2 separate regions of the Homo sapiens genome follow, and region 1 is linked to region 2. Evidence: read pairs that join two places in POLR2A ChIA-PET (ENCODE). Cell type or tissue: B cell. All regions are shown on one strand. Each heading gives the region's core, and the rest is flanking DNA. Links, peaks and the distances in the headings are about the cores only.

Region 1 (8,614 bases), core at 478-8,477, 230 kb before region 2:
GCACTTCCAGAGAGGCTCCAACCTCCCCTGGCTCCCTAACACCATCCTAGTGGCCAAGAGGCTCTCCTTTTCTATTCCCTTTGGGGGTCCTTCCAAGTCTCCCTATGCCCCGCACACCTATTCCATTGTTCTTGGAAAAAGCTTCTCCATCAAGGAGGAGGATACCATCTCCTTACCCTGCTCGCCCGTCTCCATTGGCTTGTCCCTCTGGATCCATCCCTTCCCACTTCCTTGATGTGAGTGCCATAAGTTGAGTTTTATTTCTCCAGCATCCCTCTCTCTTTCGGCAGCTTCCTGTCAATGTCAGCCTCACTCCAGCCAGTGTTCTGTACTGTCAGCCTTTCACAGGCAAGGGTTTAAAGAGACAGACACCCTCCTCTTCGTAGCTGCTCATTCCCTCCTCAATGCACTGCAATCTAGTTTCTTGGCTCACTGCTATCCTGGAACTCCTTTGGCAGAGGTCTGCCACTAAACCTGATAGGTGTTTTCCAGTTCATGCTTTTGTCCAACACACATTTCACAAACTGAAGTATAAGGACATATGTAAGATGAGAAATTATCACTAATTTAAAAGTCTTGAGGAAGGTATAAATCAGAATGGAAAGTCGGACAGAGGAAAAAAAGAACATATGGAAGACCGAATCCCCCGATAAAAGCTTGGAATAAAAACAAAAGTGCAACTAGGCAAAGCAATTCTTATAGTTTTTGAGGTAGGAGTGGGTTGAATAATGTTCCTCCAAAAGATATGTCCAAATCTTAATCCCTGACACCTGTGAATGTGACCTTATTTGGAAATAGGGTCTTCAGAGAGTAATTAAGGATCTTGGGATAAAATTGCCCTAGATAATTTTAGTGTGGGCCAGAAAGCCAAGACACAAGGAGACACAGAAGAGAACCCTATGTGAAGACAGAGGCAGAGACTGGACTTATACAAGCCAAGGAATGCCAAGGATTGCTCAGGCCCACCAAAAGGTAGGAGAGACATGGAAGGAATTATCTCAGCACAACAAGAAGAAACCAACTCTGCTGACACCTTGATTTTGAACTTCTGGCCTCCAGAACTGTAAGAGAACAAATTTCTGTTGTTTCAGGCCACCACTTTGTGGTATTTTGGGACAGTAGCTCCAGGCAACGAATACAGAGTGCATCCTTGCTGTTTCACAGCTCCACGCCTCACACACATGGTTCATGCTCCTCCCCTTTTGTTAAGCTGCAACACTTTTCTTCTGTTATAATGACCCATCGGGAAGTCCTGCCCAGTCTCCCCTCTCTGTAGCAGGACCAATCATGCTTCTTTGGTGTTACCATCATACCCGTATCTCTCACTGCACTCCTCACCTCTAAGACAAAATACTGGTTTTCGTGTTTGTCTCTTGCTTGTTAGCCCTTGAGGCTTGAGATTTCTCCACAGCAAGCACAGGCTATGGACTTTCTTTGCGTCAGGTAGTATTCAAGCAAGAATACTACCTGACGCAAAGAAAGTCCATAGCCTCTGTTTGCTGAATAAATCACTCAGATGACAACAGAAACACCAAAGAGGGAAGGATTAATATTGTCTGGGAGTGGTCATAAAAGGGGAAGAGGATATTTTGGGTAGAGGTAATAGCACAGGTAAAGGCATGGAGGAGAAGCATGACCTATTCAGGAATTAGTCATTCATGTGGTGGGACGGGAAGGGTGAAGGGGATAGAGGAGAAAGAAGAGCGAAGAACTGCAGAAGATGAAGCATGAAAGGCTTTGAATTTTAGGCCAGAAGTTAGACTTCAGCCTGTAGACAGTAGTTTCCGAACGTTGTGCATGTAGTTATCACCAGCATGCCTCTTAGATAAAGGTCCTACTCACAGGCTTAAGAGGTCAGTGACCTCTCCCTGCAAGGCCCCTGCAGGTGGATACTTGCCTTATGATCAAGTCTTCTTGGCCCCATATGGACAAAGCAGGAAGTAAAACTGAAGATAGCCTATGGACTACTGAGCCTAACTCACCCAGTTTAATAAGAACAGTCCCAATTCAGTGAAAAAATATTAAAATGTTTCCAATGGATTACCTGTGTGAAACTAGACTTTGTCATATGTACACACCTGCAAAACGATCACAAGATAATAAACATACAGTTGGTCTATGGTATCCTAGGGTTCTACATCCATGGATTCAACCAACTGCAGATCAACAATATTTTAGTCAGGGAGTGGTGACTTATGCCTGTAATCCCAGCACTTTGGGAGACCAAGGCAGGTGAACTGCTTGGGCCCAGGAGTTTGAGACCAGCCTGGCCAACATGGTGAAACCCCGTCTCTACTGAAAATACAAAAAATTAGCTGGGTGTGGTGGTGCACACCTGTAGTCCCAGCTACTCGGGAGCTGGGACCACAGACGTGTGCCACCACACCCGGCTAATTTTAGTTTTTGGAGAGACAAGATCTCACTAATTTGACAGGCTAGTCTCAAACTCCTGGACTCAAGCAAATCTTCCCATCTTGGCCTCCCAAAGTGCTGGAATTACAGGGGTGAGCCACCATGCCTGGCCAATCTTTTTTTTTTTTTTTTTTTTTTTTTTTACTTTTAGTAGCGATGAGATCTTGCTGTGTTGCCAGACTGGTGTCCAACTCTTGAGCTCAAGTATTCTCCTGCCTCAGCCTCCCAAATGTTGGGATTACAGGCGTGAGCCACCATGCCCAGCCCCAAGTATCTTTTTGTAAGAAGAACTGTTCTGAGATTATGGCTGTAGCGAATGACATTGGTGTTTCATTCATATCTCCATCCGTCAGGGGGCTGCCTAAACCCAATTTACCTGGCTTAAACAATGACTAATTAAAAAAAAAAAAAGATACACACACTACAGCTCCATTGCCCCTTACTAGGGCAACTTTGAGGTGTGGCCTACACTCTTTCTAGCGTTCCCTGTGAGTCTGAAAGTTCCTCTTTATGAGACATGACTTGATAAGCATCCAGCTTGGCTTCCTTCTCTTCTTTTCCCTGTCTCACTTCCCTCCCCACTCCTTTACTGGGTTTTCATGGAATCATTTCCCAGGAAATCATTTTAAGAGGTAACTTAGGCCGGGCACGGTGGCTCACGCCTGTAATCCTCAGCACTTTGGGAGGCCGAGGTGGGTGGATCACGAGGTCAGGAGTTCTAGACCAGCCTGGCCAACATAGTGAAATGCCGTCTGTACTAAAAATAGAAAAATTGGCTGGGCGTGGTGGCACGTCCCTGTAGTCCCAGTTACTTGGGAGGCTGAGGCAGAAGAATTGCTTGAACTTGGGAGGTGGAGTTGCAGTGAGCTGAGACCATGCCATTGCACTCCAGCCTGGGTGACAGAGTGAGACTCCATCTCAAAAAAAAAAAAAAAAAAAAAAAGTAACATATATTAAACGAACAGAAAAACTTTTGGCTCAAATCACACACCAATCAGCTTCATCCTGTGATTCACTGCATGGCAATGTGTAATAAATCACCAAAACATTGGTGCTTCTTTGAAATGGAAAGTCCAACTGTGAGATCTAAGGGCCTATGTTGGATTTGGATCCTGGTGAGGGTTCCTTCCTACAGCCTAATGACATTCTGACCCAATTAAGTGTCCCATCAGATTAGTCTCCAACTCTTTCCTCCCCTCACTAGCTGAATCCCTTTGTTCTCACACCACAGTTCTATATTTTTCTTGCCAGGGCTCAAGCCATAGCCTGGCACTCTAGTGTTTGTTTCCATGATTCCTAAACTATTAATTTCCCTCAGCTGGCTGAGTCTCCAGTGGCCCAGATCCTCCACAAAGTGGTCCAGACTGTAGACCTTCATGCCATGGAACTAGTGTTCCTTATTTCACATGAATGGCCATGTCCAACCAGTCTCTCAAACACTGGCAATATGATGAAATGCAAAGCCTTGTAAGACAAGGGCACATCCTGTTAGATGTGGAAGGCAACGTGAACTCTCTCTCGAGTGAACAGAATTCCATTTGAGAAATAGCTGGGGTTTCAACTAGGGTTTCTGAACCTCAGCGCTATTGACATTTTGGGCCAGATTCATTGTGGGAAGCTAGTCTGTGCATTGTAGGATATTTAGCAACATCTCTGGCTTCTACTTATTAGATGCCAGCAGCATCCTCCTTTTGTTGAGAAAGCGAAGCATAAGACCAGGGGATCAGGACAGCTATAAACAAATGAAAGGCTCCCTTATTTTGTATGTAATTTTTTGTTGGCAGAAGAATTTTCAGTTGTTTCCTATGAGAAGCTTCTCTCCACATCTTTTAAAAACAGATTTTCCCTATATTGCTAATCCTGTCTCTCCTTACACAGACAAACCCACATCAATCTTTTCACTGCAGCACTAATGAATAATGTTTCTTTGCTGCCCATCAGAGTGGCAAAGAGACAAGGGAATGGCAATATTCCATGTGATTGTGGGAATGGGGAGATGAATACTCACAAACTGCCAGGGACATATAAATGATTGGGGAAGAATCTGACTTGGGAATATAATTTGGCATCATGTATTAAAACTTTTATGAAATATATGCATGCTCTCTGACCCTAAATTCCATTTTATCACAATTGAATAAATGGAGAAGATATTATGTAGAAGAATTTTTCAAAAATAATAAAAATTGGAAACAAAATGCTCGACAGGGAGCTGATTAAATCATGGCACAGCCATATAATAGAACATCATGCAAAAGTGCAGACATGTATTTGTTCCCAAAGTAAGTGAAAAACAGGTTACAAAACAATGTATACATAGGTATAGAAAAGTCTGAAAAAATAGACACTAATAATTTTAACTACATTTTTGTGTGAAAGAATCACATATGACTTGTTTTTAACATTTTTCCCCCTTAAAATGATTACATAATCTTTGTATAACAGAAAAATAAAGAGCTACTAATAAGTACTGCAAATAGCAAGGTCCATGAAAGCAAGACTTTCCATGGAGAAAATGGGAGACTGGTTCCCCTTGCTCTGTTTTGAGAAGGCCAAACACAAACCAAGGTAGAACCCAAGATAGGAGCCACTCAAGCTGCTTCAAATCAAAGTTGGGCCAGAGGTAAGATGTTTAGAATCTTCTTAATCCTACCAACTATACAGATCTTTACTGTTTTGGACATTTGCTTTTCTTCTCTTGTATTTATCCATGTAAAGTCTTATTTAATTAATGGTTGAATCTATACATATTTTAAACTCCCCATTGTTGTATGAAGAGTCTGTATGTTAATAAACTGACTGACTGATTCACCTTAACTGAACATTTGGTGTAACAGCTGGGGGCAAGGGAAATGAAGAGGAAATGAAGCAAAGACTCCTCCATGTTTCTGTTCTTCTCTTACCAGGAAATGAAGACTGTATCTTCATGCCCACAGGTGAAGTAGCTCAGCATCCTTTCCTATCTGCATGTAAATACATGGACCCAATAGGTAAATTATACCCTAGAACAAAATGTTTGTAAGTTTTGGGAAAAAATAAGATAATGTGCAGAGACAAACAGAAAAAAAAGTGCTTCCTTTCTCTCCTTCTCCAAACAATCTGCTATGTACGAAAGAACCTAAAGAACGTCAATCCTATTTCTGCCCTGAAAGGAGATGCCTTAGGATCAGAAGGGGTACTTGTTATACCATATGAGTAATAAGCCATGTTTGCCTCAAGTCCTACTGGAGAATAATGCCAATTATCTCAAGGTTTTCCACTTCCATGAAACTTTTTTTATGGCTGCCACATTTAGCAAGTTGTTAAAAAAAAAACCCTGGTTGCTTACTTTAGGGTGAAAACAACTCTAGCTATTAGGAAGCTATGCATCAACATATAATAAAGTTAGCTGAAATCTATGCAGCAACAGGGAAAGTGGTAGACTAAACTCTGTGATCCTACAATTTGCACTAGCACTGATTTGAGAGGACAGAATTCTTCCTTCCTCTCAGAAAGATGAGAGATGATTCTGCCAGAAATACAGGAATCTGCATACTTCCCAAAGAGTAAAATACAAATTTAAGAACCTGACATTATAAAATTGTCCTATTTAATTGATTTCATACCATTTTATTCTGGCAGAGAGCTTGCACTTGGGCAAAAATGGCATTTTTGACTCCAGTCTACAGGGATTTTATAACTTTATCCACCTGCCCAACACAACTATGCCAAGGCCGGGAGTGATGGCTCATGCCTGTAATCCCAGCACTTTGGGAGGCCAAGGAAAGAGGATCACTTGAGCTCAGGAGTTTGAGACCTGCCTAGACAACACAGTGAGACCTTGTCTCTACAACAAACAAACAAACAAACAAAATAAACATTAACTATGCTCTTTGTCACTCAAACTCTCATTGTCTTTTTACATAATAAACACATGTATTTACTCTCAGATATTTTATTTTTCTTAGTCTGACATTAGGTTATGAGAAGTACAAAAGATCCACAAGTACAAAAAAATCTGTATAGCTTTGCGGTAGTTGAAAAAAATGCAAGAGAACAAAAAAATTTTTTGAGTAATATTCATCTCTGCAGATCTGAGTGACAGTCCGCTTGAAACACCGCTGTAAAAGTGGTAAAAAATGATTTCATTGTGATTATGTTAAAATTTTTGATGTCTCTTTTACTTGTTTAGGAAATCTGTCTTCTGACATTTATACTGGATAGTTCTTTTCCTGTATTTTGCTGAAGCTCAATTCCCTGCCTCTTCAGGGCTTCAATGATGACACTTTTGTTTTTATAGTCAGCTAGTGATGTTTTGTCCAAAGGAAGATTCTGACAACAGCTTCAGCAGAAAGAAAATCTGGATATAGGTTTATAGTTATTGTCCTTTCCAAAGTAAAAAAAAAAAAAAAAAAAGTTGAAAAATATTGATGACTTTTTCTTAGTGTTAATTTCTCTTCCTGCAAGGATTTAATTTGAGGATAAATTACCTTTGATGCAGTTTTTTTCCCAAAGTATTTTTAAAACACTTTCTTGAAAAGATGAATTCTTCTACCTATCCCTAGGATTCTGAGTAAAGATGACATATTGGAATAGGAGAAGTCCAGGTTTATCTTTGTACTTTCTTACCTAATATCCTGTTGGACACAGAGAATTGAGATCTCCATGGATATTCAGTAACTCTAGGAATGGCTGAAATTAAAAAAACAAAACCAAAAACTCACTTTATTTAATCATAGATAATAAACACAGTGCCAGAAGGTTATAGACACAAAGGCCAAATGAACAATGAAAAGCCACATCAGAGGCTGCCTGACGGCTTAAGACTTTTTTTTTCTCTGCTTAATAAGAAATAAGTTATCATTGTCATCATCTTCCCAGCACCTCTCCTTTTTCTTCTGCTTGCCCCTCTTGCCTTCCTTGGGAGACTTGTCTTCTCTTGACGTGTGGTAATGTGATGAACGGTGAAAGGGCTTAGAAGGCTTCTGGGTTTTAAAACTGCCAGGAGAAGAGTAGGTTTTGGGGCCCCTGGGAAAATCCTCATCCACTTCACGATGTCTGTCAGCCTTCCTGTGCTTCTCCCAGTTTCTATTCTTGTTCTTCATTTCTTTTTGTGTTTCTTTATTTTCTTGAGGCCACCTGTTGCTTTTCCATGAGGCACGGCCCTTCCTTATATCATGGTGGGGGTTCTCATTTGCTGCTTTTATATAAGGTAGCTTGGATGGCTCTGGGATAACCCCATTTTTCTTGAGTACTGAAAAATATAAAAGTATTTTTGCATATTCAGCAGCTAAACAGTCCATGCTGAGCTTTCCTAAGTGTAAATAACTTAACAGACAGGGAAGCTAGATATTTAAACATGTTAACAGTATGACATCACTCACTAAAAATTAAATAGTTGTAGCTCCAAGTTTCTGATTGCTAAAAATGAAACACATTCAGAAATCCAATGATAGTTAATTATCCTTTTCAACAGTTTAACAAGGTTAAGCAATGGAGATGAGGACCTGTAAGAACAGTAATCATCTTAGCTTTGTGAAGAAAAGTCATGTCTGACCAATACGAGTTTCCCCAATGATGACGAGTCAGCCTTTGAAAATGAGGCAAAGCAAGATTTATAAAATGGCCTTTTGATGGTCTCATATGACATTTCAACCACCCTCTAAAGATAAGGCCTGGCCATAGTACTTTTAGGTGGATGCCAAACTGCCCAAGAGATTATTCCTCCAGGGTAGAGATCACTGGCTTTGAGGAGTGTGTGTGAGTGCACGTGAGTGCGGGTATCTTAGAGGTTTTAGTGATAAAGCTGATGTTAATGTTTTGTCAGAGCTTGACACGCTTAATACGGATCTCTGATAGTGATTCTGATACGGGTAGGTGGGAGATGAGGTTACAGTGAGAGATGAAAACTAGCAGTCAATAGAATCTTTAAAGATTAAAAAAGTGGCCAATAAAAACTTTTAGCATAGACTTTTATTATAAAAATTTCAAAGGATCATAGTGAACACCTCAAAGTGGATTTATGCTACAGACGTCGATACAACTAGCTAAAAAAAAACCAAAATGGGTTTTCTCTAATTATAAGTTATAACTGCTCATTATAGAAAACCTGGAAAAAACAGAAAAGTACAAAGAACATAAAAAACAGAAAGCACATATAATCCTTTAATCTAGAGATGACATTTTCATGCAATTCTTTTTAATCTCTAATTTGGTTGCCTAA
Region 2 (8,614 bases), core at 244-8,243:
AATGTGGCCCATGGAAGCCAAAAGATTGGACACCCCGGACTTAAAAGTATACGAGAGGATGTAAATAGGTTATATGCAAATATTCCACAATTTTATATCAGGGACTTGAGCATCCATAGATTTTGGTATCCATGGGAAGTCCTAGAACCAATCCCCCACAGACACTGAGGGACAAACATGAGTGCACACTTGTATACAAATGTGTATACATGCATACACACATGTGCACACATGATGTGTATACACACACATACACATACATACATATATGAATGACTTGATGTCTGATGAGCTTCAAAATAACAGAGGGGCACAGAGTTATAGATAGGAAAGATTAGACATAAATTGGTAACTGTTGAAGCTGGTTTATGGGACACTGAAGTCAATTATAACATTTTATTTTTGTATATTTTTATATTTCCACAATAAAAAAAGTACAAGAAAGAGCTAGCAGTTACTCCTAGAACTAGTAATATCCCTTCCCTAACCAGGAAAATAAGTAGCTATTATGGCTTTATTGTCACATGTCATCATTTGGTTGTCTTACATAACAATCCTTTCCAAACTTGAGATCCCCCTCACAAATTACTAAATATGCTGACTTCCTTCGGTGCATCTTTTCTTCCACCAGGAGATCTGCCTTTCTAATATATGAGAATTACAAGTCACTCCTGCTGGGGATAATTAAAAAAAAAGGAAGGGGCGGGAATCAAGAAGGAAAACAAACGATAGAACATGCATAGTTTTTATAAAGAAGGCTTAGGAAAGAATAAAGGAAGTAAAGGAAAAGAGGCTCAGACCTCAGAAATAAACTCCTACATCCCTCAGTAGAGAGAGCTGAAAGTCATATGTAATAGGCACTGAAAGCCTATGTTTTGACATGAATTTACTACAGGCAAAACCACCATCATATATCTATATGCACCGAGGAAGGCTAGACTGTTAAGTGTCACGTATATACAGTCTCAATGGAGCCTCAGGAAGCTAATCAACAACCTCAAATCACAAAATCAGAAAAGTGTTGAACATTTAGAAGAAGAATAGAAAGGAAAAAAAAATGCCTCTGAGTTGTGGTATTAACTGTCAGTAGAGCAAAACAAATGTGTACGCCCATTTTCTTTTTTTTCTTTTTCTTTTTGAGACAAGAGTCTCACTCTGTCGCCTAGGCTTGAGTGCAGTTGCACAATCTCGGCTCACTGCAACCTCCGCCTCCCAGGTTGAAGCAATTCTCCTTCCTCAGCCTCCCAAGTAGCTGGGATTACAGATGCTTGCCAGAATGCCCGGCTAATTTTGCATTTTTAGTAGAGACGGGGTTTCACCATGTTGGCCAGGCTGGTCTCGAACTCCTGACCTCAAGTGATCCACCCACCTCAGCCTCCCAAAGTGCTGGGATTACAGGTGTGAGCCACCATGCCCGGCCTGTATTTTTTTTTTCTTTTTTTTTTTGACAGAGTCTCGCTCTATCACCCAGGCTGGAGTGCAGTGGCGCTATCTCGGCTCACTGCAAACTCTGCCTCCCAGGTTCACACCATTCTCCTGCCTCAGCCTCCTGAGTAGCTGGGACTACAGGCGTCCGCCACCACACCCGGCTAATTTTTTGTATTTTTAGTAGAGACGGGGTTTCACCGTGTTAGCCAGGCTGGTCTCGATCTCCCGACCTCGTGATCCACCTGCCTCGGCCTCCCAAAGTGCTGGGATTACAGGCGTGAGCCACCAGGCCTGGCCATTTTTTTAATATAATAATGTCTCACTGAAATTAAAGTAATAGGGGAGAGTCTGAAGTTTTCACAGATAAAGAGGTAGTGCTGTACTCAAATTTACTACAAATTTAGTAATAGTAAATGTAAAATATGTATGTATTTATTGTCTTTCACAGACTTATGAATTATCTCAAATTCACTAATCCTATTTTTTAAACAAAGTTTTAAGTTTCAACCACTTGTATCACCAGAATTTTGAGACTTAACTCCCATGGTTAAGAGATTTCTGGCCAGACGCAGTGGCTCACGCCTGTAATCCCAGCACTTTGGGAGGCCGAGGCAGGCGGATCACGAGGTCAGGAGATCGCGACCATCCTGGCTAACACTGCGAAACCCCGTCTCTACTAAAAAAAAATACAAAAAATTAGCCAGGCGTGGTGGCAGGTGCCTGTAGTCCCAGCTACTTGGGAGGCTGAGGCAGGAGAATGGCGTGAACCCGGGAGGCGCAGCTTGCAGTGAGCCGAGATCATGCCATTGCACTCCAGCCTGGGCGACAGAGCGAGACTCTGTCTCAAAAAAAAAAAAAAAAAATTGAGATTTCAAAGCTGTGTTCACACCTGCACTCCCAGCTACTCTGAAGGCTAAGGCGGGAGGACCACACAAGCCCAGGAGTTCCAAACTAGCCTTGCTCTATTTATAGGGTAAGACCCCACTGCTATAAAAAAAAAAAAAAAAAAAAAAAAAAAAAAGGAGAGAATTCCGTAAATTACTTAGCTTCCTATATTCTGTCTCTTTAGTGAAACACTATGTCATTCAAGGCTAAAACTTATCTTTTTTTTTTTTTTTTTGAGACAGTCTCACTCCATCACCCAGGCTGGAGTGCAATGGTGCAATCTCAGCTCACTGCAACCTCCACCTCCTGGGTCAAGCAATTCTCCTGCCTTAGCCTCCCAAGTAGCTGGGATTACAGGTGCCTGCCACCACTCCCAGCTAATTTATTTATTTTTAGTAGAGATGGGGTTTCGCCATGTTGGCCAGGCTGGTCTCGAACTCCTGACCTCAGGTGATCCACCCGCCTCGGCCTCTCAAAGTGTTGGGATTACAGGCGTGAGCCACTGCTCTCGGCCTAAAACTTAAGTCTTTTACCACTGTAAGTCACGAGTACTACCTCAGCATTACTTATACCCTACATAGAGGAGATGCTCAATAAATGTTTGATGATTTAGCAATTGATGAGAAAGCAGGTAATGTATGTGCCAAGAAATTACTCTAAATATTATTATAAGCAGGTTTATGAGTATGGAAAAGACCCAACCTCAAGGAGCCTGTAGTCTTTTCTTTTATGTCATACTGCAGTTTTCAGTATGCCATAATTCTGGGAGATATTTTGTTTTTTTCTTGAGTGAGGTCAAGGAAACAGAACACAAAATAATTATGGATACTGTTTAACAATAGGCATTTCTAAAGTACTTGAGATTTTCTCTACACTTTTACAGAAATGAGAAAAATCTTCTCTCTAAAGATTATATGAACCAATCTATCCCCAGATAGTTTTATGAGAGGGATAGTGATTACAGAGTAACAACACACTTAAATGGGCATCAGTACTAAATATGTTGTTTATTAATTGGAAATAGGATTACAGCATTAGTGGATCAAGGAAATAAAATGGAGAATATATATTTGAGTATTTGTAAGAGTTTATAAGAGTCAAGTAAATTAATTTCCAAAAATTCAGAATTTAATTCTATTTGGCTAAAACAGAAAACAAATCCAAGGTTCTCTCTACTTTCTCATCACCATCATTTGCCAAATATGGCACAGTTCGATTTCTTCACTAAATCCAGCACCTAATTCATGTTTTTCCCAACCTATCCACATTGTGCCATCAACTTTAGCATGTCTGTAGATTCTCTAGTGCAAACAGAAAGCAGCAGGGAGTTGTTTCAAAGGAAAGATAATAAGCTTTTTTTTCAAGTTATCAAGCTTTCTTTTCAGTATGTCAAATGTGAGACAGTAAGATACCCAAATGGAAATATTCTGTAGATGTACACAGAGAATTTGAAATCAACAAAATGGTTAAGGAGATGACAATTTGATGACCATAAATACAGAAGTGATTAATGAAACTAGGTGTGATCTCAGGAAAAGGTAATTTAGAGAAAGAATAAGCTAAATGCTTATTTTGGCCTTCTATAGTGTTACGCCTAACCCAAGATCATTTTGTTTCTGTCATCTTGCTCCAAGCTGACAAGTATTACTGGATAAAGTTATGGAATCCTTCAAAGTGAGTTCACTACAAGTTCACATCATTTTAATTTTGACTGAATACTACTTCTAAACAATCCTTTATTCTCTTACTGTTGATTCACTCAAGTGCAATGATTTCCAACTTAAGAGCCTTCAGCCTCCTGGGAAACTGCAGAATTAGTTACCTTAATGGGTACCTAGAGCAACGCATTATAAACACTATTTCTCACATATCAATGTTGTGATTAATAAAACACAAAGTCATGTAAGAGTAGTAGCTTCTTTCTAATATGCATTTTCTCAATTGAATACTAAAATCATAACTACAACCATGGGTGGTCCACAAATTGTTTCAAAGTTACACAGGTTGTCATCTTCAAAATACTGGTAACCACTGCCTCAAAGTATTCCCCACAGCACTTAAACATCCCTTCCACATTCTAAGCTTCCAATTATCCCCCGCCCTCTCCCACTTCTGCTTTCATTTTCCTAAGAAAATCAAACACATCCCCATATGTTCTCTCATCTGCCTCAATCCATCTGAATTTATTCTTTCTCCTCTACCTCTACAAATATTTGATGATTTAGCAATTACTAGTGTCTCTCTTCCTTTTTAGGAATAATTCAACAACACATACACCTGATCCTATCTCTAACCTGGCCCCCAACCCAATCCATCAAACAGGTTTAGTCTCTCCTTCACAAGTTTCTTTCTTTCTACCTACAAACATTATCAGAGCTCACCTATATGGAAAAAACTTTACGCGATTCTGTTCTGTCCTAACTACTATTCTCTCTTTTCGTTTTGCTGTCAAGTTCTCAGGGTTTGCAAACTACAGCCTGAGCCGGCCACCTGTTTTTGTAAGTAGGGCTTTACTGAGAACAGCCACCCCCATTTCTATAGGTATTATTTAAGGCTGCTTTCCCACAAGGGCCAAGTTGAGTAGTTAAGATATCACATGGCTTGGAATCCTAAAATATTTTCTATCTGGCTTCTTAAAAAAACATTTGCCAATCCCAGGGGCTCCAAGCACAATCTACATTCAATGTCATCATTTCTAGGGAAGCAGGCTGCCATTAAAAATTTTGGAGCAGCAATAAAGTACTATGAGTAAAAGAGCATTTCAATACCAGTTTTAACAACAGTGTACAGGGTAGATATAAAAGAAGACTACTTAGGAAACTAGTGCAAGAGACTGAGCATTAGGCATAAAGGGAGGGAAATGAAAAGGAACTTCTTGAAGGCATAAGCATTAAGACTAGATGACTACATGTCACAGAGACATAACTAACACCAAAATTTTAATCCTTGATGATGTAGCTATCAAAATTTGCATTCTCCCCTATAACCTGCCCTAGACTTACAGCTCTTCATATTTTCCTGTCTTTCTGACTGTGGAGTACCTAAAATCCTAATCCTAACACTAATTCCATATATTCTGTGTGCCAGACATTCCCTATGCTTGCCATCTAACTCCTGGGTAAGCAAATCCCATAGGAAGAGACAGTCCCAACAGAGTTGGCTGAATGAGTGCACAGGGCTAATGCCAGAGGTGGATGGAGTACTCACCTGTGGTACCAAGCAGAGAGAGAGGGGGGAAGTAAGATTTCAGGTCCAGAACTGGCTCTAGCCAAACAGGAAGAAGCAGCTATGAATCTGCTTACAGCAGAAGCAGAGTGTCTTTGGTATTCTGACATACTCTTTCTGACGTTCAGACAAACCACCATTAGAGTAGCCACTGGTAAGAGAGTCGCATGAGAAACAAACCAAAAAACAAGACCAAAAAGTGAGGAATTAAACGGAGTAGACCCTATTGGTCTTTTCTCTAGGAAAAGCAGTCCTCCTTATGAAAGATGATACTACTTTCAAAATGGCCAATATGATACTAACCTTCAGTAACAGAGTTTTCACATCCCACAAGGTTGAGAAGGATATCATCATCTTTATCATCTACTTCACATCCCAGTAGCATCCAGCTTTCCACATTATCACCTTCTGAAATGGTGCTCTCTTCCTCTTCACTTGAACTGACCTCTATAATCATGACCTCTCGGATTACACCTGATCTCTCTTCAGATTTAGGCTTCTCAATATCACTCTTGCATTTCTTATCAACCAGCTCATTAGATTGAAGAGAAGAAGAAAGACCATGGGCATTTTCTTGTGCTTGAACTCTAACATTCTTTCCTTTACATCTATAAATACTGTCTTCATCAGACAAAGTGATGACCTCTGACCCATCTGACAGCTGGATGACCTCACTATCTGAAAGGACGATTAGCTTCTTCTGATTTGGTTTACTACTCGAAGATTCCGAATTCCCAGAGTTCTTTTCTTCATGCTCTTCCTCCCTGATGACATCATCAAGATCTTGGGCATAATGAATTTGGCTATAGAGTTGAAATTCCACCTCACTATCAACACTCAGTTCACTAGATGACTCATCTCGATAAAGATCATCTTCGTATGCTTCTATAGTCTCATAGCCACCAAACATCATAAAAAGTCAGTAACCTTGAAGCTGCAAAAGAGAAAGTTGTACACAGAATATACTTTAAAAGTTCAGATCATGCCAGTTTAAGTAACAATATCACCTGTCAGTGACAACTGCTAATATGAAGGCCATCACTATTCTCAGACATATTAAAATACCTTTTTTTCCAAGGATTTCTAAGTCCTGTTAGGACCCACTCCTGTAAGTCCCACCACTCCCCAACGAGAATTACTACTGACAAATTGAGTTATAGTTATTGATGGAAACACAGTCAACACTCTAAGAAATGCTTTGTTCTGTGATTTCATCGTGCAAACTTCATAGGATGATTTTCACAAACTAGATGGTGTAGTCAACTACACAACTAGGCTACATGGTATGGTCTATTGCTCCTAGGATACAAACCAATACAGCATGTAACGGTGCCAAATACTGTAAGTAACTGTAACACAATGGTATTTGGGTATCTAAACATACAAAAGATATAGCAAAAACGTATACAAATCCTATGGGACCACAGTCACACTGTCTGTCTTTAACCAAAATGCTATTATGCAGCACATGATATGTAAGATTTCACAGGTATATTGTAAACGAAAAACAAATTGAGATCTACCGCAGGATACAAAACCCTTGCTTTCCAAAATGTTAAAACAAAACTTAAAGCAGCTCTCACTATCCTATCCATTCTTCATCTTTTCCTTGGTTCTGGTTCTATAGCTCATATTTTCAAGCATATACAGGAATATTACTTCAATTATGACTAAAATCTATAACAGGAAACAATTTTGTTTACTGTTTGGGTGTAAATGTATATTCTCAATTAACAAATTAATCGCACGGCCCTCTGATCATTGGCCAAAAGAATAAATAAAAATGCCTGAGCTGGCAGTGGCTCATGCCTGTAATCCCAACACTTTGGGAGGCCAAGGCAGGAGGATCACGTTGAGGTTAGAAGTTTGAGAACAGCCTGGGCAACACAGTAAGACCCCATCTCCATAAAAATTAAAACTAAAAACTTAGCCAGGCATGGCAGTGCAAACCTGTAGTCCCAGCTACTACTCAGGAGGTTGAGGTGGGAGAACCGCTTGAGCTCAGGAGTTCAAAGTTACAGTGAGCTATGCTCATACCATTGTACTCCAGCCTGGGTGACAAAGCAAGAACCCAACTCAAAAATAAAACAAGGGTGGGCCAGTGCAGTGGCTCACGCCTGTAATCCCAGGACTTTGGGAGGCCAAGGCGGGTGGATCACTTGAGTCAGGAGTTCGAGACCAGCCTAGCCAAGATGGTGAAACTACATATCTGCTAAAAATAAAGAAATCAGCTGGGTGTGGTGGTGTGCGCCTATAATCCCAGCTACTCAGGAGGTGGAGGCACAAGAATAGCTTGAACCTGGGAGGCACAGGCTGCAGTGAGTCGAGATCATGCCACTGCACTTCACCCTGGGCAACAGAGCAGACTGTCTAAAAACTCTGTACTAGTTACAAAAATGTATATTTTTACAATGTATATTTATAATGTATAAATACAAACTTAATAATGACCCAATATTGAGACAAAACTCCCAGCTTTGGGAATAAATGTGTAAAGTGAAACACTTTACTTTCTACTGTGAGCATATTAAATCCTCCTCAGCCTTCATCTTTTAAACTCAGCTCAAAATCACTTGCAACCAGGCTAAATTAAGAGCCCCTTTTATGGGCTTCCATAAGTACTTTACATGTCAAAACACTCATCACATTTATAATTACTTATTCAATATAAATTTCCAAGAAACGCAGATCACAAATCCCAGGAGGGCAGGAACTATATGCACTCTGCTAAACAATGAATCACCAAAGCCAAACAGGGTAACTGGTATTTTCGGGGTCAGCTACAAACGTTTGCTGAATTCATAAATGAATAAATGAACTACACCATCGGGCATTTGTTCTTCAGCCCTGATAAATCTAGTATGTGCTTAAAATACAAAAATTATGAGATGAATTTCTCTGTTGTCTTTCGACTACTCCAAAGTCTTAAATTCTAGCATCAGCAACCAAAACTCTACACAGTAGATGTTTCCATTAGGTACTGATGGACTACTGATTAAAATGAGAGCCCTGAAAAAATAAGTGTGTGTCCAAAATCAGGGACAGCCTAAAGAGCAATAATGATGCCTATTTATTC

The links. Peaks named below come from ENCODE experiments on the same cell type or tissue, not always from the same donor. Only the 100,000 strongest peaks of a DNase experiment are listed, where the experiment ranks them.
Region 1: POLR2A ChIA-PET joins it to region 2 with 6 read pairs; 4 of 35 experiments call an interaction of 5 or more read pairs at or near these places.

What each region holds. Positions count from the first base shown.
Region 1 is chr9:37,355,866-37,364,479 of GRCh38, reverse strand. It overlaps ZCCHC7 (zinc finger CCHC-type containing 7), which reads right to left. Exons shown (of 9, transcript NM_032226.3): 9 at 6,331-7,645. The coding sequence ends at 7,212. It overlaps LOC124902153 (a long non-coding RNA gene), which reads right to left and starts at 2,252. Exons shown (of 3, transcript XR_007061478.1): 1 at 1-2,252. In B cell, for the core only: no CTCF peak of the experiment used is centred there; no DNase peak of the experiment used is centred there; H3K27ac peaks cover 2,241 bases.
Region 2 is chr9:37,124,170-37,132,783 of GRCh38, reverse strand. ZCCHC7 (zinc finger CCHC-type containing 7) reads right to left here. Exons shown (of 9, transcript NM_032226.3): 2 at 5,842-6,472. The coding sequence starts at 6,451. Among named protein-coding and RNA genes, the nearest start is that of ZCCHC7, 7.9 kb to the right of the region's middle. In B cell, for the core only: no CTCF peak of the experiment used is centred there; no DNase peak of the experiment used is centred there; H3K27ac peaks cover 4,973 bases.